Regions from separate parts of the Mus musculus genome. Here all the other regions are linked to region 2. Evidence: chromatin loops called from intact Hi-C (ENCODE). Cell type or tissue: heart. All regions are shown on one strand. Links, peaks and the distances in the headings refer to the core of each region. The heading gives the core; the rest is flanking DNA.

The links. Hi-C counts contacts between places; a loop is a spot of excess contacts. Peaks named below come from ENCODE experiments on the same cell type or tissue, not always from the same donor. Only the 100,000 strongest peaks of a DNase experiment are listed, where the experiment ranks them.
Region 1: it touches region 2 in a loop (2.4-fold over the local background); 2 of 42 quality-filtered maps call a loop at or near these places.
Region 3: a loop joins it to region 2, with 6 times the contacts of the local background. A loop is called at or near these places in 3 of 42 quality-filtered maps.

Annotation. Positions count from the first base shown.
Region 1 is chr14:64,345,693-64,353,558 of GRCm38, reverse strand. The region is part of intron 1 of Msra (methionine sulfoxide reductase A); the gene reads left to right. Among named protein-coding and RNA genes, the nearest start is that of Gm52131, 36 kb to the right of the region's middle. In heart, for the core only: no CTCF peak of the experiment used is centred there; a DNase peak (open chromatin) is centred at 3,318; H3K27ac peaks cover 1,346 bases.
Region 2 is chr14:64,437,239-64,445,104 of GRCm38, reverse strand. Msra (methionine sulfoxide reductase A) reads left to right here and starts at 4,065. Exons shown (of 6, transcript NM_001253712.1): 1 at 4,065-4,395. The coding sequence starts at 4,260. In heart, for the core only: a CTCF peak has its summit at 4,110; a DNase peak (open chromatin) is centred at 4,434; H3K4me3 peaks cover 1,854 bases; H3K27ac peaks cover 2,183 bases.
Region 3 is chr14:63,856,301-63,864,166 of GRCm38, reverse strand. It overlaps Pinx1 (PIN2/TERF1 interacting, telomerase inhibitor 1), which reads right to left and starts at 3,855. Exons shown (of 7, transcript NM_028228.3): 1 at 3,720-3,855. The coding sequence starts at 3,738. In heart, for the core only: a CTCF peak has its summit at 3,218 (motif pointing left); DNase peaks (open chromatin) are centred at 3,146 and 3,866; H3K4me3 peaks cover 1,832 bases; H3K27ac peaks cover 1,768 bases.

The sequences.
Region 1 (7,866 bases), core at 2,027-4,526, 91 kb after region 2:
ACAACATAAGAGGTACATTTTGACATAATTGTGTGTGTGTGTGTGTGTGTCCTTGTTTGGGTTGAGGATTACATATCATTATCCCTACTATATGTCCAGGATGAGAATCTGAGAGTCTCATGGTATCTTGTGTTCCCTCAGCATAGCCATTCACATCAGCAGACCTTGAGGGGCCACTGAAGTCCTGCCCTCTCAGCCAGGACCTGCTGCCTGGCCAGGTGTCTACTTGAATCTCTGAGGCAGCTAAGCCCCTTAGACCTCAATCCTGAATTGAGATCCTCAATCAGGAGCATCTAAATCAGCGGTTCCCCACCTGCGGGTCAAGACCCCTTTGGGTGTCAAATGACCCTTTCACAGGGGTTGCATATCAGATATCCTGCATATTGGATCATTTACATTGCAATACATAACAGTGGCAAAATTATAATTATGAAGTAGTAAAGAAAATAATTCTATGCCTGGCTGGTCATTACAACACGAAAAACTGCATTGAAGGGTCAAAGCATTAGGAACCACTGATCTGAACGGATGCCCACCCAGGGTGCCGGTTCTCTCTTAGTTCTCTGCTAATCCCATGTCAGTGTGTTCCCAGGGTGGAGACACACCCAGACATGACTAGCCAACTTGTGAGCAGAGGAAAGACCATGTAAGTCAGCCTCGCATTAGCTAGAGAAAAGTGGGCAACCATGCCTCTGGGTTACACAAAAATCTTTCCCTCTCCCCCTTCTTCCCAGTACTGCTCTCCCCTACTCACCTCTCCACCCTATTCCAGCACTGCCCATTCCCAACCTCTCTCCCAACCAGCAATTAAATTGTTTTGTTTGGAAAGAAGTGTACTGGAAAACATAGCTGGCCAGGTAAGCTTAGACATGAAGATTGGTGTCCAGAGGCACTGGGGACAGCCTCAGCCATTTCTATTGTGCTGCAAATCATGGGGAGACCAATCAAATCATCATCTCCAGTATAAAATATTCAGTGTACAAGGTTATTAACATATAAAAGACTTATGGGCAAATCACTTTTAAGTATGACAAGGTCTCTAAATGTTCTTGGGCTGAGCAGAGGGGGGAAAGGGATTTGGAGGGGTTGTTTATCAGCAGTGCCATGAGGTAAGCTTACTTCTTCCCTTAAATCTGGCTGAATATGCATGTGTGTGCGCGGCATGATAATGACAGTCAAGCCAGCCAGGGAGATTAGCTGGGCTTTTGCTTCAGTGATTCCAGCATGCTAATTCAAAGGACAGGAGGAGGCAGGGGAGGTTGAGCACCATCTCCCCTGTACTCTAGCCTCTGTGCTGTGCCTTATGTGTGTGTTAGGACAGCCGCACTGGGATCCCCTCATAGTGTTCAAAGACTTGTGCTCAAAGCCGGTCCTCTTGTTCTAATTGTGTGATGAACAATGAGAAGACACCATGCAACTCAGTGAGTAATTGCAGTTTCCCACGCAGCCACCCACTCCTCCAAGGGTAAGAACAGTGTAGGTGCCCTACGGAGGACCCCTGAGTGTCCTGCTGCTGTCTAAGGTGAGGTGGCCACACAGGCGTATCGGTGGCCAGGGCTGTGAGCACGTGGGACTGCTGCCCTTCTTAATGGGTACTGTGGATTCTAGACCCTGGCAGTCTGGGTTAGAGTCTTATCTCTGTAGCTTAGATTTATGACTCTGGATATGGCCTTTGTGGTCCTTGTACTTCAGTTTTCCTACCTACAAGAAATGTCTATTGGGTTTGGTGGCCTGCCTGTGATCATCAAGCCTAGAAGCTGGCTAACAAGACTTGCCATATCCACGAGCTCTTGGTTGATTAAGACTCTGCCTCAATGAATAAGGTAGAGGGTGAATAATTCGCAGCACCAACCTTGAGCTTCCACATGGATATGCACACATGTACATGTGGACCTACACAGCGCATGTATGCACACATATATACCATGAATGTGCACACACACGCACAGCACACGCACACAGGAAAATGGAAGGAATCAGCCAATATTTTTATCATGAGCTTGTGCTTTAAAGTCAAGATGACAGCCTTGAGGCATGGTTAGGAGGCTCAAATGCATGCAAACTACTGTTACTTTACCTACAGTCCCTGTTCTGTAAATCTGCTTTGATTTCCAAGCTTGGCAATAACGAAGAGCATTGTTTACTTTGTTCCTAGTCTTCTACTTCATGGGATGATGTCCACAGCCAGCTCAGATGTCCTCGTGTAGGTCTTTACATCCACGTGCATTACCCTTGCACTTTCATGATGAATGTGCCAGTGGGACAGACACCACAGTTATTTAAACCAATATTTTTTTTATTCTTGAGAATTTCATATGTTTATACAATGACATATAATCATATCCACTCTCATTTTTCTCTTCCAGTCTCCCCAGCCCTTATCCTCCATAATACATCTGCCTCCATGCTGCCTTCTTCCTCTTCCTCTTCCTCCTTCTTGGTAACCCACTAAATCCATTAGTACTGCCCATCTATATGTGGGTGTGTGGCCCCACAATGAAGCATAGGAAATCTGCCAGTGGCCACACCCTCCAAAAGGTCACACCCTTTCTCTATTCCAGCAGCCTTTCCCTGGCCCACTATTCCGATCATGCCCCATCTGCTCCAGGCAGTACCTTCAGGGCTATCATTGTCTCAATTCATAGTTGAGTGATGCTGTCTTTTGGGCATGACAGAGGCTCACTGCAGTAACCGGGGAGAATCTTACTGTATGATTGTTGGAAGGTAGGAAAGAGAGAGGCAACATCAATTAAATACTTAATCTGTGTTTTAACCCTTGTGAGGGGTCGGAGGAGACTGGTTCATTTGTTGTAGTGGCGAATTAGTTCAACTGCTTTGGCTCCCAGTGGGTCACCCAAATGCTGCACCCGCCCAAAAGCTCTCTGGATTTGTGAATGAAAAACACACAAATGCACGCATGCACAAATGCACTCATGCATGCACACACACATGCAAGTACACCAGCTAATTTTAATATTGCCTTGACTAGCTCAATGACTGGGTACTTCTAAACCTCCCTGAAGCTAGCACATAACTCTGGTATTCCTGAATTAACATCTTTTAAAATCTATATTTCATCTCTGCTACCCTAGACACAATTGAGGGATTGGCCCCTAGGGCTACTTTCCTGGATTCCTGCTCCCCTATCATGGCGATTCTCTCTGTCACAGAGCCAGGAAGGGTTTCAGCTGAAATTTGAAACTACTCTTTTAAAATCTTGGATCAGTGCCTACCACTTTCTGGTCTTGAGGCTTACACAGTACACTCTCCACCCAACCAGGAGACTCTCACACTCCCTGAAAGTGACAAACAGCTGGGGTTTTGCCAGAATAAATCATTTGGATGGAAGACAATGACATCTTGGCTATGCCAAGTATGTAGCAACCCACCTAGCACATTGTTTCCAGTCTGAGGTAATGCTTACTGATGTCAGAGCATGTGCTCATGATAAGAATGTTGAGGAATTGCCTGTTCTTAATCTCTCTGTGATAGGTACAGGTCTTTAGAGGTGGCGTCTAAAAAGGGAATGTTCTAAGTACTTTGGCATTTATGTAATTTTTCTCATCCCTGTCTCTCTCAGTGGCTAGAGATAGGTATATCTTTTAAGTATTCAAATGGAGACTGATGTATAAACCTAGTCGGGAACTTGGGAGATGGATCGGTGGGTAAGAACACCCGTGGTACATGCAGGAGGACCTTAGTTTGAGCCCCCAGGACCCATAGAAAAATAGCTGATCATGGCCATTCCATTCATAACTATATCTTTAGTGTTAAGGGGTGGAGATAGGCCAATCCCAGGAACTCATTGGCCCTCCAGTCCAGCTGAAAAGGGACACTTCAGTGGGAGAGCCTGTCTGAAGAGAATAAGGCAGAGGGTGATAGGCACCAATATCTTTCTCTGTGCTTTGCTTTGCATGCATGAACATTGGATGTGTGCATCCCCACACATGTACAAACACACACACACACACACACACACACACACACACACACACACACTACCACCACCACCATACCACCACCACCACCACCAATCTCATACAATAAACAAAATCCTAGTAAGACTTCAAATTGCTTTTGTTTTGTCGGTGGTAAAACGCAGACTCTGGCTGTGCTTGGGAACTGACTTGTTCTTTCATTTTTCAAATGAGCCTAACTGACCAACCAGTGAATTCATCCAGCAGGCAACTGGCAACTCCATCATTGCTGCAGAATGTGAGGCTGTCTCAGCCAGGGGCCTTGGCAGCTGTGATGAGACCCTGTATGTGTACTTTCTGATCTTGCCTAGTTCTGTTTCTCATGGTATTGCTGCTTGCATCTATCACCATTTGCTTATTTTATTTGAGTTTTTACAATGTATATTTGTGTGTGTGTGGGGGGGGGGCTCTTAAAGAGCCTACAGGTGTGTCTTTTTTAACCAGGTAAAGGCCAGGCAGAGATCTATCCTCACCATCCCTGCGCAGCATCCTGAAAGAGATGCTAGCAAGCACAATAAGGCAAGAAAGGGAATGAAACACAAAGGAATGAGGCACACACTGTCAGTATTTACAAGAGGCATGGTTATGTCTTAGTCCATGAAGGCTGCAAGAGCAGGCTGTCAGAGGTGCCTTAGAGAGAACTGAAAGGTAGTCCTCACCCTAAGTCCAGAATTGGGTACCATCTGATGGTGTCTGGGGAGATTCCTATTTCAGTCCATAGATGGCTGTCCTTTCATGTGTCCTCACGTGATTAAAGGGGCAGGTAGAACTATGAGGTAGTAGTTGTTGTTGTTGGGCTTTGTTGTTGTTGTTTTAAAGGAAGGGGAACATTGGACTGGTCAGTTTCATATCACTATGACCACATCTCTGACAGAACAACTTCAGGAAGGAAAGGCTCATTTTGTCTCATGATTTCAGAGGTGCTTCAGTCTACCATGGGGGAGGTAGGGCAGAGCACTCCATACTCAGCAGCAGGAGCATGAGGTGGCAGATTGCTCCCATGGCAACCCCCCTCCCATCCCCTCACCTCACAGCTATTTTCCTATACCTGTAACACTCTGCTAAAGGTGGGGGGCGGGAGCAAGTGCATGCACTGCCGCCTTCAATGAAGTATTTAGCCTCTTTGTGCTGTTGACCATTCCCCTGCCTGTCTGTCCTTATCTCTCTGAACTCCCAAACCCTAGAAAAACTGTGAAGGCTAACATTTTAAGAGTGTTAGCTCCATCTTAGACATTACATTAGGAAAATAACCCTTTAAGACAATTGAACACCTCCTCATGCTGCCTTGCATTTGTATCAGGGCCCTTAACAGATGTCCCCCTCTTCTAGTTGCTGTGAGAGGAAAAGGACTTTCTGTCTTTGCTGATGAGATACTAAGTAATGAACAAATTATTATTAGTGAATAGAACTGTAGGAAGGAATATACTTTTAAAGCTATCAACACCGCGGTTGCCCGGCCATCAAATTGCTGCACATTTGACAGCCTGGGCAGACACTGCAAACTACCAATACAGAAGCACCAGCTAATTACACAAGATGAGACTCTTGGAAAAGGCAAAATCATCAGCTCAACCATGTGAGAACACTGAGAATCATCTCTAAAGTGCCTCTGCAGTTTGTCTAGCTGGTGGTGGCGCGGGCCGAAGAGTCCGTCATTCTAACAGCTGCACAGTCCTGTTACCCACTGCTTGGATTTGCAATGCGGATCTATTGTGTAGACCTATGGAGGCCCTTCTTACGCAGTGTTATGGCTGCTCCTGTATTTCCCATCAAGAAAGAGGACACATTATCTCAGGTTCAAAGAATCCGAATTAAGAAATGGAAACAGAGGAACTTAAATTGTAAGACAGGGAATGTATAGTGTCACATGCAATTATAGGGAAAACAAAAATAATAGATAATGTCTGATAAATATCTTCCCAGTGGACAAGGGATACTCCACTGTGTTTGGGGTTTGAGGAATGAAAGTGCAGCAGAGGTGTGTTACCCTGTGTGGGGACAAAGACAGTGTGGGGGTTGGGCAGTAGAGCAGGAGTGTGTGTGTCACCCTGCTCAGGAGATGATGCTAGCTGATAAAGGAGTTCATGGCTTCTACAACCACCAAGCAGCACCTTGGAGAGGACCAGGAAGAGCTGATTGAGGTTGGAGGGACTTCCCTGAAGGGCATGGTTGTGAGACTTCTTTCTGGTGCTAATTCTGGAGGTCGGGCTGAAGATTCCAGCTATGGTAGCTGGAGAGATGAGGAAGGGAGGTGATGGATAAGATAAGGTGGACACTGGCTAGAGAACAGAGTATTAACTAAGGGCAGAGATGGGGAACTGTGCTGGTGGACAGCCAGTTGATGTAGAAGATGGACTTGAACTCAGGCTAAAGGTGGTGGGGGAATGGATCAACATGGAATGAGATGTGGAAACCAGAGATCAGTTCTCAAACAGAGGCCAAAGTTGTAGGAAAAATAGTCACTAAGCTGCAAGAGGCAGAGAACCTGTAGCTCACTTCCTCTTCCACAGATCTTTTCTTCATTTGTTGGTGTCTTAGTGTTCTGTTGCTGTGAAGAGACACCATGACCAAGACACCTCTTATAAAAGAAAGCATTTCACTGGGGCTGGCTTACAGTTTCAGAGGTTTAGTCCGTTATCATCATGGCAGGAAGCATGGTGGTGTGCAAGCAGACATTGTGCCGGAAAAGTAGCTAAGAGCTATCCATCTGGATCCACAGGCAGCAGGGAGAGAGACACTGGGCCTGGCCTGGGCTTCTGAACCCTCAAAGTGTACCCCTAGTGATACCCTTCCTCTAATACCACATCTCCTAATCTTTTAAAATAATGCTAGCCCCTGTTGACTAAGCATTGATATATATAATATATTTAAGTATATATGAGCTTATGGGGACTATTCTTATTTAAACCACCACAATTGGGCTCTACCTGTCAAGGACCTGTAGGTGTCGTTAGGAGTAGAGCATTTGCCAGGTATATGCAAGGCCCTAGGTTCAACTCCAACCTCTAGCACCAAAAATAAATGCTAAATCTTTATAAAAATAAGCCTGTGACATGCCAGGCTACAGTGCTGAAGAAAAAGCTGAGAGGATCTTGGGGAAGTTATATTGGTAAGTAGGGTGACTTACCAGTGCTACACCAGCTAGAAATGGCCACAGACAAGACGGGAAAAGTGAGATGACCTTCAAGCTGGGTCTTGAAGAATCTGAAAGGTGAAAGGTCAGGGGGTGGGACAGAAAGAAACTTCCAGATGGAAAGTGATAGCCAGTTTGGGGGGTTGCTTTTTTCTTTCCACAGCCATCGCTGTGAGCCTCTCTGCTCATAGTCTCTCAGTACGGCATGTTTTATTTTAAATCTTAATACTTCTGCTTACAATATGTGGTTCTTAAGCTCTTCAGAGAATAGACAGCTACATGGCAGGATGCCTCTGAGCCGGAGGCTGTGTGCCTGCCTGGGGTCTTTGTTCTTTGCTGTGTGAGTCCAAAGGTAGCCTCAGCAACATCACATAACCCAATCCTTGTGAAGTCAAGAGACTGTGATGGCAAAGAAGCTGAGGGGGTCAACTGAATATCAGGACACAGCCCAGACTCATGATGCTGCATGGTCCAGCTGGAGGTCATGTTAGCGCCTGATTCACTCTGTGCTGACAGGGGCCTTGTCTCTCTTTGAACCCCTGACCTTGAAAACTCAGTTTCCTTGGAATGCCTCCATCAAATGCCCCCAAAACTGAGACTTCAGCTGCTCTTCAGTCTCTCCCCACTACCCACAAGCGTATGCTGCCCCCTCCGTGGGCCCCATGCCCAGGAAGCTTCCCGGTTGTCTCTTTTCTGGGCTTGTAGCCAGGCTCCAGTTTTCAAGATGCCATGTTTTCCGGATCCTGCAGCCCCCCT
Region 2 (7,866 bases), core at 2,961-5,460:
GACCCTGAAGTGGGCTGCTTTTACCTTTTACCCAAATCATTCCCTTCTGTGTTCCACTCAGGTCCAACCAACAAAGTCAGTGCTGAAGAAGTGAGGCATTTATCTCAGCCAGGTCCACCCTAGATTTTTTTTTTTTTGTAAAGCTGTGACCTTGACCTTGGAACTTGGGAACACTCAGATTTGAATCCAAGTTCCTCCCCTTAGTACCTGTTTGTTTGGGCATCTTTCTGAGCCTGAGTTTCTTTACCTATAAAACTTTGAAAAGGGGTTGGAGCGAAGGTTAAAAATAAAGCATGCAGAGCTAACAGGAGCCTCCTGCTTTGTAATGAAGGCTATTCTCATTTCATCTTCCCCTTAAAAAATTCAGTAAAATAATCCATGCAATTAATTAAATTCTTCAGACAGCTTTGTATCTTCTGGAGACAGGCTGTATATAAAGCCACTTGGTTATAAGTATGCAAATGTAAATGTCACTTAAGCTTTTTGTTTATTCATTTATAAGGGTGTCTCTCGACTGAGGTAAGTGAAACCTTATCTGTGTGAGCATGCCAGGGCACCTTTGCTGTATTTGCAGTTTAATAGAGTAGAGGTGACAGCCAAATGCTAGGCACTTGTTGGCTCTTGAGCAACTTCTCTGAGTCACTGGCCTTTTCTTCTTCAGAAGGCCCGAGTCCTCCATGTGCGTGATCCCACTGAGGCTTAGCCTGTGATGGGACACAGCTACCTGGCAAACCAAGGAAGCTTCTAGCAGAATCTATGACTAGTTGTAGTACAGATGCCTAGTAAAGTAAAACGGCTGAACACTGACACTGGCGAGCCAGAAACACATATGTTTCAATTAGGGAAGTCGTATGCAACCAGATCCTTAGATAACAATCTGCTTCCTAATCCATGCTAGATGAAAATGCTTTTCTATGTTGATTCTTTCATAGGGTTTTTATTGTTTTTTGGTTTGGATACAGAGCTCATGGAGCTCAGGCTGGCTTCAAACTCACTGTATAGCTGAGGCCAGCCTTGCACTCTTGCCTCCTGTGATAGTTTGAATAGGTATGTTTCGTTCCCCGTAGAGTCATGTGTTTGAATGCTTGGTTCATGGGGAGTAGCACTACTAGGAGGTGTGGCCTTGGTGGAGTAAGTGTATCCTGTGAGAATGGGCTTTGAGGTCTCTTATGCTCAAGTATGGAATGCAGTCTCCTTCTGCTGCCTGTGGATCAAGATGTAGAACTCTCAGCTACCTCTCTAGCACCATGTCTGCCTGGATGCTGCCATGTTTCCTACCATGATGATCAATGACTAAACCTCTGAAATTGTAAGCCAGTCCCAGTTAAAATTTTCCTTTATAAGAGTTGCCTCAGGCACGGTGTCTCTTGACAGTAATAGAAACCCTAACTAAGGTACCTCCACTTCCCAAATACTGGGGTTACAGACTTGCACCATCATGCTAGTTTTTCCTGTTGTTGTGTGGTTCATTTGATTGTATGCTTGTTGAGATCAGAATTCAACACTTGATATCATTTCTCCATTCCTTGGATGTACTGTATTTATTGTGTTTATTGTATTTGTTTGTTTGTTTGTTTGTTTTTGAGATAGGGCCTCCTGGCTTGGAGCTCACCAAGTAAGCTAACTAAATTGGCTGGGTAGTAAGCCTCAGAAATCTTCCTGTTTCTGCCTCCCCAGTGCTTAGGTTATGAGTGTTAGGTCCAAAGTGGCACCCCAAAATGGCAGTGTTGATGACTGTCCTACAGAAGGACTTCGGCAAGGTAAGCAGTAGGATTGTTACCAGGTCAACAAGCTTAAAGGCAGGTTTCTGTTTACTAGAAAATCAGATCTAATGAAGGTCCCGTTTGCCAGGAACCACCTTTAATCTTTTCCCAAAGTCAACTACCTCAGGCAAAGGCTCCTAGTTCCCAATCAACCCAGGTAACCCAGATAAGACAGCTTGTTGTCACATAACACCTGCTTTTCTGCTGGTTTGTTTGGCTCTCTGCCCTGTGCCAAGACACCTTGGTTAGTTTGCTTGCCAATAAACCCTTCATTCTACCCATGGCATGGTCCAGTTTATGCTGCACCCTTATCTATAGCGAGTGTGCTGCCACGCCCAGAATTTTTGTGTAGGTTCTGGGTCTAGACTGAGGCCCAGAAGAATGAGCATGACTGAGCTCTCTTTTTAGCTCACTCACTATCGAAGAAGAGCCAGGGTCCTGCTTAGTGGAAGACCGTTTTCTTCTAGAGTGACATCCTTAGGAGAAATAATCTACTTTCTTGAACCTGCTGTGTTCTGAGATTCTTTGTTGTTGCCCAAGAGAATGTGAACACCGTATCTTGAAGGATATAAATTGTTAGAACTTGCCAGAAGCCTGAGTGTAATTAGGATGTAATTACAGCACGTGACAGTAAATATGGAGGCTGGCTCAGAAGGAAGTTGTTGGAGTCTAAAGGAAAAGCAATGCTTAGTCCTGAAAATAGCATAATTATTTTCTCTCCTCAAAAAACAAATCTCAGAGGTTTGATATGGTAGCCACAGCTTTAATCCCAGGATTTAGGAGGCAGAGGCAGGTGGGTCTTTGAATTCCATGCCACGGCTACAGAGAGAGACTTTGTAATCAACAAACAAGCCAGGAAACAACTCAGCCAACACAGCTAGTTTGTTAAATAAGGTTAAACTTGTATGAAGGAAACTTTAAAGAAATTGAGATGCTTCTTTCTTTCAAAATGCTTGCATGAGTATAGTACAACCATTAGGATCATTGAAAACATTTAAACAGTGTACACAGAACCCTCAAAATGTTTAAAGTGGGGCCAGAGAGATGGCTCAGCAGGTAAAAGTGCCTGCCACCAAGCTTGGTGTTTTGAGTTGGATTTCTAGGACCACAAGGCAGGAAAGAAACTTTAGTAAGAGACCCACTACTCTGAATAATAAAACTCTAAACAATGCTTTTACTTTATTTTTTTAAACTCATTTCCCCTTGGTAGGTAAGTAGAAATGTGTGTGTGTGTGTGTGTGTATATATATATATATATATATATCTTACATACTAAATATTATGGACTGTGGTTCTGGGATACCTAACATTACACAAGCAGTTTCCCTTAACATTACAAATTCTTCCGTTACACAGTATTTAGTTACGAAGTTTTTCTTGCATGACCCTTGTTCTGTCAACCACAAAACAGAAAAAGCAAGTCACTGTGTGTCAAAGGGCAGTAAATTACAAGTACAATTTTTTTTAACACATTTTTTTTTAGTGACCAGGCCCTCTTCAAGCCTGGACGGGACATCTTGGATCTTGGGATGGTTTCAGGCAAGGCCTCGTAGAAAGAACCTGCTTGGCATAATGTCACAGCAAAAGCAAGCCACAAGTAAACTGTTGAGAACAAGTTGGCCCAGGAGACTTTTACATTATAAGACAAACACCTTAATCTGTTTAACGTTGTGTGTCTGGCAACATTCTATGCAGTACACTAATCCTAGTCCTTATATTACAGTCCCACATGAACACAAAGTGGTAACTAAACCCACGGAGAAGCTTAGCTTCAAAGCTTCAAATCCCTGTGGGCGCTAATCCTCAGTTCCTTCCTTCATGTGAGACTACCCGCCCATTTTGGCAGTGTGTAAATCAAAAATCTCATACAGGACCTCTGAAATCACTCATCTGGTCCTAGCCACCTAAAGATTAAGGCTAGAGATTCAGTTTAGGAATATTCTCTCATAATTTCTGAAGTCCGTCTGGTCCAACTTCACCATTAACTTCATTCACATAAAGCGTTTAACAATGTATTTGTGCCTACATTGTTTACTTTATGGGCTGTGAGATGCGCTGAAGAATGTATTTATACATTTATACACGTACACACACTATATGTTTATATTTCATGTTGAGTACTTGATCCTTTGTGGTGTTGAGAATTGTGCTTTGGTTTCACTTTGGATCGATGTGACTTATCAAGATGGTTCCGATAGAAATAGACAAATTTCCTAGCTGTCCATCTAGCCATCCTCTTATAGGTCTGCCTTTCTTCTAGCTCGCTGCCTTTTTATGCACACACATTGATTTCCCTTTTCTACTTTGTGGTTGAGTGAGTACATCGCACCCGGAACCCTGGCTGCGGAGGTGGAGAAACGGCAGCAACTCTGACCTCCCGCGGTGGCGCCCAGCCAGCATCAATTTTGGCCCGCGCGGCTTCACGTACTCTGGGAACTTTGTCCCTCAGAGACAGCCAGGCCTGGAGGTCTGCCCCGCGAGACGGACACGCCGCCCATGCTCTCCGCCTCTAGAAGGGCTCTCCAGCTCCTCTCTAGCGCCAACCCGGTACGGAGGATGGGCGACTCAGCTTCGAAAGTCATCTCCGCAGAGGAAGCCTTGCCGGGACGCACCGAGCCGATCCCTGTAACAGGTAAGGTGGCACGGCTGCTGAGCATGCGCGTGGAGCCTGCGCACAGCGCCCTCCCGGAAGAAGACGTGCGGGACCGCGGGTGGGTCCCAGGTCGGAGTCTACGCGTGCGCAAAGAAGCAGCGAATCCCCCCCTCCCCCCAGTTCTCCCGCCCCCCAGCCCGGGAAGGGCGGGAGCTCAGCTGGGCAGTCTCCTGCCTGCGTGCTTCTCTTTGTTTGAGTCTCGCTCTGAAAGACTTTAGCGTTGGGATCGACCCAGCCCGTTTGCTGGTCTGCAGCTCCGTATTTGGGGCTAGTGGAGTCTGGTGGGAGCCCAGCCTTAGTCTTCCTTTTCACCTAGGCCTCTAGGAGCGTCTAGCGGTGCCAGTTCATGGAAGCGCTGGAGGCAGACCTAACAACGCTGGGAACTTAGGTTTTGAAGTGTAATTTTCGGCCAGAGCTGGTTGCAAGAACCCTCCCCAGTTTGTAGTTATTTCAAGGGCATGCTGGGTTGTCTCCCCCGTTTGCAGAAACTCCACGTGCTATGGATGAAGCCTCTAAGAGGTGTCTGTGTGTGCTCCCTTAAGCCCCAGGCGCACGTGAGAAGATCAGCTGATTACCTGTGTGACTCAGTTTTCTCCTTGCACCACTTAGGACCTAGGAGTTGAAATCGGATTGTAGTTCTTGTTGACCTTTTACCTTGTCAGCCCTATTGTAATGTTTCTAACCCCCCACTCTTGGGAGTATTCGTTCCTGAAAGGTTCTCACTGTTCCCAGTACAGAATCCAAGTTCATGTGCTTTCCACTTGGAAAGGGACCTGAATATTTTAGAAAGAGTGGGGACAAAGAGAATGACTTATTTGGTAAGTTAGCAAAACCAGAAGAAGGTGGCCAGGTAAACTGTTTTTTTTTTTTTTTTTTTTCAGGCTCCATTTATCTTCAGGCAGAGAGGGTTGAGGAGAGGGGTTTAGGGCAGGAGCTGACAAATTATAGGCCTCTAGGTATCTTTCTAGTTTGGAGTTAGGCGTCATAAACCTGGAGGCCAGCGATCCGTTGACCTGACCCGTAATCACAAGGCTACTGGATACTTCTGTGGACAGTGGAAATATCTTATCTTGATCTCTTCAGACTTGAAAGGGGAGAGGAGAGGCTAGGAGATTTTGCTAAGCCATTAACCTTGTGCTACTCAGTTCAAACAAACATTCCTTGAGTGCAAAGTAGAAATACAGTTGAATACAACATGGAGTTTTTGACGCTGAGTTTCCTTTGAACCATAAATACAGTGAAAGCCACAGACACGTCCCAGGGGTTATCTGCAGCAGAGATGGAGGGAGACTTCTGATAGGTTACACAGCTGCACAGCCTCCAAACTTAATGATTTTTTAAAAGTCAAGTATAAGAGGAGCATGGGTGTCATGTCGCCCAGTCACATGGCAGGCTGGAGGGTCTCTGGTAGGGAGGGATCTAAAGTAACTGAGAGAAGGGAAGCTAGAGGAGTTGCTTAGGGTTGCCTTTGGTTCCAGCAACACTGTGCCTCACTACGTCTTATAAGTTTTGGTGACCATGATGAATATGAAAGTCTTTATATTTCCTAGTTGGGAAGTTGTATCCTTCTCTATTGCAGCCTCTGCTCTCCTCATGTCTCTATATGATCTATTGAGTCTTGTTGTTATCTGTACCCCGTTCTCTCAAGAGCCCTGTGGCCAGTGGAGCCCCCTCTTAGGTGACAAGGCCCATCTGTTTAGTATTGCTTTGCCTAGTCCCAGCCATGCACTGTCATCAGATGCCTTTGGAGCTAAACCCGCCATCTCAGCTTCAGACTTTCCCTCTTTGCATTCTCTAAGATGGCTGTACCCTTTTATCAGCTGCAGCCTGGTGGCAGATTTACATTCTGCAAGAAGGCAAGATTCAAACCTTCAAGGCTTTTAAATTTTTCTTTCCTCTGGGCCACCTCGAATGGATGGAAACATGAGCAGGTTTGGGTGACTGGTTCCTGCTTACATGGTAGCACACAGTGGGCCTGGTAGAAGCACTATGTTCTAGAGTTTCTGATATAACCACTCTTCCCATGTTGTATGTATGAATGCATGCATATATGTTGCTTTTGATATAATTTTAATGTGCATCCCAGGTTGGTTTTGAACTCACTGTGTAACCCATGCTGGCTTTGAACTCTCAGTAGTTTTTGCTGCGGTCTCCTGAGTGCCAGGATTACCAGCATATAATTCCACCTGTGCTCTCTTCAGTTAAGAGTGGGGTGGGGGAGAATTGAGTATGGGAAATAATTGTAGTGTGAGGAAGGCCTTTGCATCCACAGCTAGAAAATCAAGAGACTGGTAACTAGATTAATTAAAAGTCTGTGTGGGGGCCGGAGAGATGGCTCAGTAATTAAGAGCACTTGCTGTTCTTTCAGTGAACCTGAGTTAAGTTCCCAGCACTTACATGGTGACTCACTTACAACTTCAGTTCCAAGGGATCTGACACCTTTTTCTGGCATCTTCTTGCACAGTGCAGAGACTTACATGTAGATAAAACACTCATACACATTAAATAATTAAAAAAAAAACCCACAAGCAAAATTAGAAAACAGCCTAGGGCACAGCAGCATGTACCAAAAGGCAAGGACTAGCTTCCCCGTTAGATTAGAAGCTTCTAGAATTTTGTAAGAAAAGTGCTGCAGAGATTACAAATCAGGCAGGGGTTTTGAACACTTTGTCCCCAAAGAAAGTATAGTTGATTTTTAAACATATAAAAATGTTCAAGTTCACTCAATGAGGAAATGCAAATACCAGTTTTCCTTTTTCAAACTGGCAAAAATCCAGAAACAATGATCCATTCTGTCGGGAAGAGAGAGAGAGAGAGAGAGAGAGAGAGGCAAGCATGCACTCTTGTGTGTTGTTAGATGGTGTCAGCCGGCTCCACTCTTATGGAAGGGAATTTGGCTGCATCTACCAAAAATTTAAATGCACATTTACCTTCGAACTCAGGAATTCAATTTCTGGGAATTTGCCTTCCAGATTTGCTCACACACACGCCAAATGAGGACTGCACCAGGCTGTTGGCTGGAGCTTCATCTGCAGCAGGGAGATTGGAAGCGTCACAGGTGCCCATCAACAGGGACTAGTTAAATGAATGATGGGTCAGCCTCAAGGGTGCAGCACGCAGGCAGAAAAGATGGGGCATCTCTAGGAACAGAGAGATTGCCAGGATGCAGGAGCTGCAAAGGCCAGGTCAGATCAGTGTGCTGACTCCTGCGTGGACAAGGTGCAAGCTAACAGTCTGTACGCTTGAGGAAGCTTGGGAGGGGCAGCCAAGAAAGGAAAGGCTGGATTTGGGCTGTGCCATGAGATGCGGATGGTTGGTTGTTTCGGCTTTACACTTTGTGTTGTTTTAAACAACTTGCTTTGTCTAATGTGGCTTTGTTGTTGAATTAAACAGCTACTTTGAAAATGGTCTCTGCTGTTTTTAGCCAACCAGCCACCTTTCTGTCATCCT
Region 3 (7,866 bases), core at 2,027-4,526, 580 kb after region 2:
CACATGTGAGTCAAGCACATGCTTCATACAACATGACACATTTAGTGTTCACGGGGCTTACAGACAGAACCTTTTCCCTGGTACTCTCAGTAACTATATATTCCTGACATAAAAACTAGCCTTGTTAAATTTAAAGTAAACTATTCCTTCTAAGAGACAAAGCAAAATACTTAATAGGCCACTATTTGAGCCTTCCCTATCCAGTCACTGGCAGTAACCAGAGCCTCTCAGTGAACACCTTCACAGCAGCAGGTGTAGTCACCATGACACTCACTGTTGCATGTTATAGGCCAAATGCTACACATATATTAAACTCAGCTTCCACAGTATCTCAATGAAGGGAAATATTCTTACCTTTTTGACATGAAAACCCAAGTCTGAGAACAGGCCCTGCATCGCCTAGACATGGTGGAGCTGTCCCTGATCGCAAAGGCATGGGTGAGTCAGCCCTGAGGGTGGGAGAGCTGTCCCAGCCCCTCATAGGCTGCAGCACTTAGGAGAAAGAGTCCCCACACCTTGACTGGGCAGCACACTCTGGGAGTGTGGGTGTGAGTGAGCCAGGCCTAGAGCTTGAGAGCAGAAGAGCTGACTCTGCCTCCTGGGGATAGTGGCACTGGATGGGCTAGCTGGAGCAGTGCTGGAGAGCTCGCCTGCTCTGGTGCTGTGGATACGTGAAAGTCAGGGGGCTGACCAGCTCAGCCACTACCCTGGCCTGGATTTGAGTTGGAGCTGCAGGATCTCCATGACACAGGACAACAGCAGGATAACCAGGAGTCCCAATGAGGATCTAATATTGATGGTGTCACAGAAGCCAGAGGTCTGGAACCAGACCACTGACTCACTGCAATAAACATTTGCAAGTGAAGATGTGTGGACAGCAGGACATACTGGGAATACACTGTGACACACTACAGCTTCAGTGATGATAGGTTGTCTATGTGTGGCTTGTATTGTTTGTATGTGTTTTATTTTTTGGGGGGGGAGAGGTTGTATGGCGAAGGAGGGGACAAGGAGATGAGTGGGACTGGGGTGCATGATGTGAAACTCACAAAGAATCAATAAAAAGTTGAAAAGAAAAGAAAAGAAAAAGCTGAGTCTAAGAGAACAAAATCTGCCTACTGTCCCCAAGTAAGGCCCCAAATCTTTTATACACATTTCAACACTTACTATTTAAGGTACTGGTAAGATGGAGACTCATGTAGCACCCAAGTTAACCTTAAATTTTAGCAGGCTGGAGCGATGGCTTAGCAGTTAAGAGCGCTGGCCGTTATTTCAGAGGACCAGGGTTCAATTCCCAGCACCCATATAGCAGCTCAAAACTGGCTATAATCCAGTTCCAGAGAATCTGACACCTCATACAGGCAAAACACCAATGCACATAAAATAAAAATCTTTTTTAAAATGTTTTTAATTTAAAAAATTGCTATATAGCTAAGGTACCTTCAAATTCTGATCCTACTGTCTCTATCTCCCAAGTCCTGGCATTATGAGTGTGCACCACCATGCCCAGATCAACTTACATTCTAAATTCACAATACACAAGTCATTATGGCCTTAGAAAGAATCAATTGAACATCATGGTTAACAGATGATACATCTCTGCTTATTCAACACCATCATGGATTCACTTAGCCTCCAGAACCATCTGTGGCACTTCACATACCACTTGCACTGTGCTGTTTATACCCATCTTCCCTCCCTTAAGTGTCATAATCAATCCTTCATCCTTACACCTCATTACAAGGAAGATAAAAAACACTCTGTCCATAGTGGCACCTGATAAGGATGCATGGATACATAAAGGAGTCTGGTAGGAGAGAAGTAAAGGAAGAAAGGAAAAAGGAATGAATAGCTGAAATAAGGGGAACGGCCCTGGGTTTCAGGTAAAGCTTTCTCCGAAATGAATATAAATAACTGGTCCCTAAGAACTCAAGCTTATCACTGTAGCTTTATTGTCTGCTATCTGAGACAGTCGGGCTCTGTAGCCTAGGGTGGCCTTGAACTGGTAACCATCCTCCACCACTTGGCAGGGATCACAGGCATGAGCCATCACATCTGGCTTCACTATTACAAATTTGAGGAAAAACTATGACCCACTAGGTCAATAGAACATGAATCTGAACCTAAAGGTGAGGCCAAGTAAGAAATCCGGAGATTGAATGTCATTACTGCTAACCCATGGCATTCATTGAAGCACACTAACATCAATGGCCTCAAAACTGAAAAAGATCACAACATCTACTCAAAAGAGCTCACTGTGTTGCACGTAAAATCAGTAGGGATCCTTATCTATAAACACCCCAGCAAAACCAAGAAACACTATAAGCATGCAGGCCGGGGGTGGGGGAGGGCACCACAAAGCAAACTGAGTTGTGGATTCAAATTTGCAGTGCTATACCTGGGGAGGGAAAGCTGATCCAAAAACTTGTTCCATAGATACCAGCTCAACAACCTGGTATATAATATACTCAGCACAACACTGTCTTGCTCATGAGCACAGCAAAGACAGCCATATTAACCAGTGCTCTGCATGTGTGTGTCAGACCCATGTGTGGAGAATGCCTGCCAAGGGTTGCTGACCAAGGTTTGTAAGGAGCCCGCCTCTCCCCTAAGAAAGGCATCCCTGTCACATACTGACCCAAGATGCACTGCCCTGCTGCATAAAGAACTGGCTGTCAGGTCACTTGTTCATCCTGTATACCACTGACATTCCAAACTAGATTCATCCAGTTACCTCACTAAAATCTTTAAAGCCTGGGTGAGGCAGAGACTAGTTCATTTTCATGGAAGTAGAGACCAGGTGAACTGCCAGGAAGAGGGATCTACCTAGAAAGAGCAGTTTCCAGTCTATAACCTATTGAGCTGCCTTCAGGAAAAGCAGTGTGCTCCACTAAAACATGCTTTGTTCTAAAACGCCACAGTGACTTTTTTTGTTTGTTTGTTTTGTTTTTTCGAGACAGGGTTTCTCTGTGTAGCCCTGGCTATCCTGGAACTCACTCTGTAGACCAGACTGGCCTCGAACTCAGAAATTCGCCTGCCTCTGCCTCCCGAGGGCTGGGGTTAAAGGAGTTCGCCACCACTGCCCGATAGACACGATGGCATCTTTTAAAAAAGAAAATAATATGTTTATGTTCTTTGATAGCTACACAACTTCCAGGAAAAGTTAAAAGCCAGTTCTTTGTGAGCATCACACGACTGCCAACTGGTGGCAAGAATCCATAGCTACACGTAGTCTCATTCAGGAACAAAGTAGCTTCTGGGGAGGGAATTAGTGGACTTCAGAGGCTAACCACAGCTACTATCTCTCAGTCTCGATTAAAACCATTCATCAGCCTGCACTCCGGTCAAGAACTTATCACTGCCTGACACTTGTAATCCTTCTGCTTTTTTCCTCTGGGTCCAATACATTTTGGACAGTTGGAATTCAGGGCCTGAAGCGATGCTATGGGACCTATCTTTGTGAAACCCCAGGACACTTGGTTCGAGCCTGGAAAAGTGAAAGAATCTCCAGGAACAACAGTCTGAGACTCGGTGTCCTGAATGTCGGAATGCACGCGTGCGCGCACGACCCGAGCCTTTAGTACCAGGAACTGAGTCTGCGGGACGTTGCTGTTCTCTGTCCCTCGCGGGCCCGGCAGTCACTGCTGTCCCCACTCGGGCCTGAACACCCGCGCCCCCGTCATCCCATCACCCGGTCGTCCAGCTCGGCAGACACTCACGCTCTGCTAGCATCGACATTGTCTCAAGTTTGTCGAACGCTGCCTCTGGCCTGACGCCCAGCGGTTATGAGGAACCTGAAGCGCGGTTAAGGAAGAAGCCGGCTCGGAAAGCACGCCGGGTGGAGAGCTTCGCTGGGGCGCGTACTACTGACGTCACCACGCGCGACTCGCTACCAACTGCATGAAGCGGAGGGGCGGACCCGCCTTGGGGGACTGAGGCACAGATTCTTTCTAGGGCTGGGGCAGAGCTGGTTCGTGCGCAGTTCGCAGTTTAACTCTGAAAGCGGGTGTGCAAGCAACCTTAGAGTTGTCCGGGGTTCTGTGAACCATGGGTACATTTAAAGAGCTGGAGAGACGGCCGAAGAGGAAGGTATTGGCACTGGAAGGGACCTATGCTCTTCACACTCTACCTCTGCCCATTGTGGGATGCTGAGAGAGGAGGGAGGGAGGGAGAGAAGGCAGAAACAGCCACCTAGCTGGCAAAGTCAAATGAAACACCGTGGTTTTGTGCTTAACGGCCGGCCGAGAAATGTTAACTCTTTCGTGGTCTTCGCTGTGACAGACTTAAATCCCAGAGGCCTTTCCCAGTTCCATCGCTCTCCCTGGCATTTTTGCTCAATGCGTCCTGTCACATTCTGTTCCCTCTTTTTGCTGTCCTGTCTCCTCCAAAGGTGTGACCTCAGCTATCTCCCACGCTGTTTATTTGCCCTTTTTTCCTCTAGCCTCTCCCTTCAACGTCCCTTTCTTTGTCAAGGCTTCGACTTCCAAATAGACCTTAGCTTTTCTCAAATCTTCTTTGTTTAGCCATGCCTTCAGCACCGGCCAGTGCCCTTACCTTCCAAAGGCTCTTCTTCCCTCGTTTTGTCTTTCCTTAGGAAGGTCACATCCATTTTTCATCAGACCTAACAAGATACCATGTAGACCCCCGATGCACTCAGGGCAACTCTTCTATGATGCAGTGTGCTGGTGAAATAGGGCTGTGCTGGAGGACCTGAGAATCAGGCATGACTGTCACGTTTACCTACCTGTAAGATGAGGACATTGATAGCCCCCAGCCAAGAATGATTGTGTACTTGACCACCAATTATTAACAAGAAAGAAGAGGCAGTAAATGTGACCGTGTGGCAATGGGGCTGGGTCTGACCAAATCACCTACTTAGGATATCTGGGCTTTGCCCCAAATCCTTTCCCTTTCCCTGGGCCAGGGTTCCTGTTCTAGATAACCAAGCCCAAGCCCAGGTAAACGGTGAGCTTTAAAGAAGGAGGGCACACAGGAGCATTTCCTCACATTCAGTGAGGACACCAGCTTTGATGTATGACCCCTCACTCCTCTCTAAAAGATCTTTACAGGACAAGGCAGATTCACCAAAGAGTAGAATTCCTGGTGAGTGTCCCTGGATCACAGCATCAGCTACCTTTGAAAGTCTTTGTCCTTTGTTTGTTTGAAAACATCTTTGGGGAGCATCGTAAACTTCTATTGTCCATTAACCCCAGTTTAAGAAGAATTGGAGGAGCAAGTGTGGAGAGGACAGAAAGGAAAGTATGCAATCCACGCAGCCCTGGAGTCTGAAGCAAGTTTATTAGGGCACTGTATGGAACCTGTTTCTATCCTGGCTTTGCCTAGAGCAGAAACTAGTCTTGGTGATTAAAAAAAAAAAAAGTAAGCTAGTAAATTATTTAATCATTGTAGAAATAAAAGGCAACCGGAAAAGTTCCTGAGACTGTCAGTGTGAAGTTTAGCATGCATTATGTAAAAAATATTCTGTAGCTGTGAGAGTGAAACTCCTGCTCTCTGCTAAATCCTCAGTGATTCTCCGGGAAGAGAGCAGGTTGACATGATTCATTTGTGCCTTCTACCGTCATTCCTCTTTCATTATTAATATTGGCTAATGGGGCTCGGAATTCAGCCATGTGTAGCCTGAACCTGACTGAGCAAGGGGTCGCCGTATCCTTTCCTAGAGCTAGCCATGGTGTGCTGTTCCCAGGAAGAAAGACTGTGCTGAGTGGAATTCCCGAGTGGAATTCCCGATTCAAGGTGACTTTTTTGAAACATCAGAGGTAAAAAGTAAAAGTTGTCACAGCTCAAAACAGAAAAAGAAAGATGGGCAAAGGGAGAGGGAGGTTAGAAACGGGAATGGCTCAATCGATGCTTGTCTTGTCGTCAGAAAATATGCTCATGCTTGCTTCTTTACTACACAGAATGGCCAGGGGCTGATAAGAGGTCAGTAACCTCCTAGGGATGGGGTGCATGGCAGCAGTTGGCCCTGGTAGCTTCGGGGATTGTTAGCAATAGTCCCTCCCACAACTGGCAGGGACATGGAAGCTCAGAGAGAAGAGCAGACCCACTATAAGGAGACTAACTCATGGGCTGAAACCTTCACCCCCAAGGAGATGGGATGAGGAAGTGGTGCCTTTAAGGGTGTGTGTGCATGATCATGACCAAGGAGCCTCAGGATGGGATTGGTGCTTTTCAGAGAGAGAGAGAGAGAGAGAGAGAGAGAGAGAGAGAGAGAGAGAGAATGAGAAGCCAGATGTCCTCTTCTCTCATATGCTCTAAGAATGCAGCAGCATGACAGCCTCTGGTAACCAGGAATCAGCCCTCATAGAAACCAAATCTGGCAGCCATTCGACCTTGGACTCAGCCTCCAGGACCTTGAAGGATAATTTTCTGTTATTTATAAGCCACTTTAAGTATTTCGTTACAACAGCTCAAATGGACTAAGACAGGCAAATTACACATTGGCACAGAGCAACAATCTTCAGTTCCAGACCCGTCTTTCCAAAGCACAATAACTGAGGACAATATCTCCTGTCATTTCCTTGGATGCAGATATTTAGGAGGGTGAATGCACTCACACTTGGAGGAGGAATCTTAGTTAACAAACACCAGTACAAGCCTCACACATCTTTTTTCAGAACCCAGCCTCTCTTTAAACAGCTGAAAATACTGTGAGTCAAAAATTGCCACCAGCGCAGAAGAATTTTAGAAAAGTGTTTCAGAGGAAATCCCTGTGATTTTTCCGGTGCATACATCTTCAGATTTGCCCTTCATAGGACTAATATGTATTTTATATTATTGACAACTGATTCATTTCTAAATTATTGACTTGAAACATAAAACAATTTAGTCGTCAGCCCCCCACCCCACCCCGGGCTAGGATCACATATTTTTTAAGAGAGAAGATGGGTGAGAGATTCAAAAGCAAAGGCAGGCTGCTGCTTTTAGTGTTTCTCCTGGGAAAGATGGATAGGGTATGTGGGAAGGGGAACATAGAAAGACATGAGGATAGGACTGGAGCTGGCTCAGTAGTTAAGAACAATCCTTGCTCCTGCAGAAGACCCGGTTTCAATTCCCTGCACTCACGTAAGGCAGCTCACAATTGCCTGCAACTCAGCTCCAGAGAATCCAGCACCCTCTCCTGACTTATGCACTCCATTTCACATCTCAGTCCAAATAACTAAAAGTAATCAAAAATGAAGCTTTTTAAAAAGGTTATATGTGTAGAAAGTTGTGGGTACCTAGGAAAATAGGACATCAAGGGATATGGACCAATTGTTGAGACTTGTGTACCGCTCTGAGTCGTGGACAGCTGAGTCTGATCAAAGTACTCTTTCTGCACCTTTCTCCCTATCCCTTGCTCCCTCTCCCTCTTCTCCTAGGAAAGGAAGACACCCTGACTTTGATGTGAATTTCTCTCAAATCATGTGCTTTCACCTTTCCCCCAGACTGCACGGCTTGAAATGAACCATGTTCAGATATGCAAGGGAAAGTAGAGGATTACGTCCATAATTCCTGTTACTGCTGTCTGTTTGCTGCAGATGTTTAAAAGCAGTTGCAGTCCCATAGACACATCTCTCCTCCCCCCTGCCCTGCTTCCTTGCTAGCTCCACCCACCTTCAGTCCACCTTCCAGCAAAAGACATAAAAATGGAGTATGATTATATCCCATTTTGTGTTTTGCCCTACATCACAATAGAATGCTAGATTAGGGGTTAGGGGATAGCTCAGAGGGTAAAGTATTTGCTTTGCAAGTATGAGGATCTGAGCTCAAACATCCAGAACCCACATAAAAAGGTGGGTTATAGTTGTACATGCTTGTGATCCCATCCACAGCAAGTTAGAAAGTGGAGACAGCCAAATCCCTAGA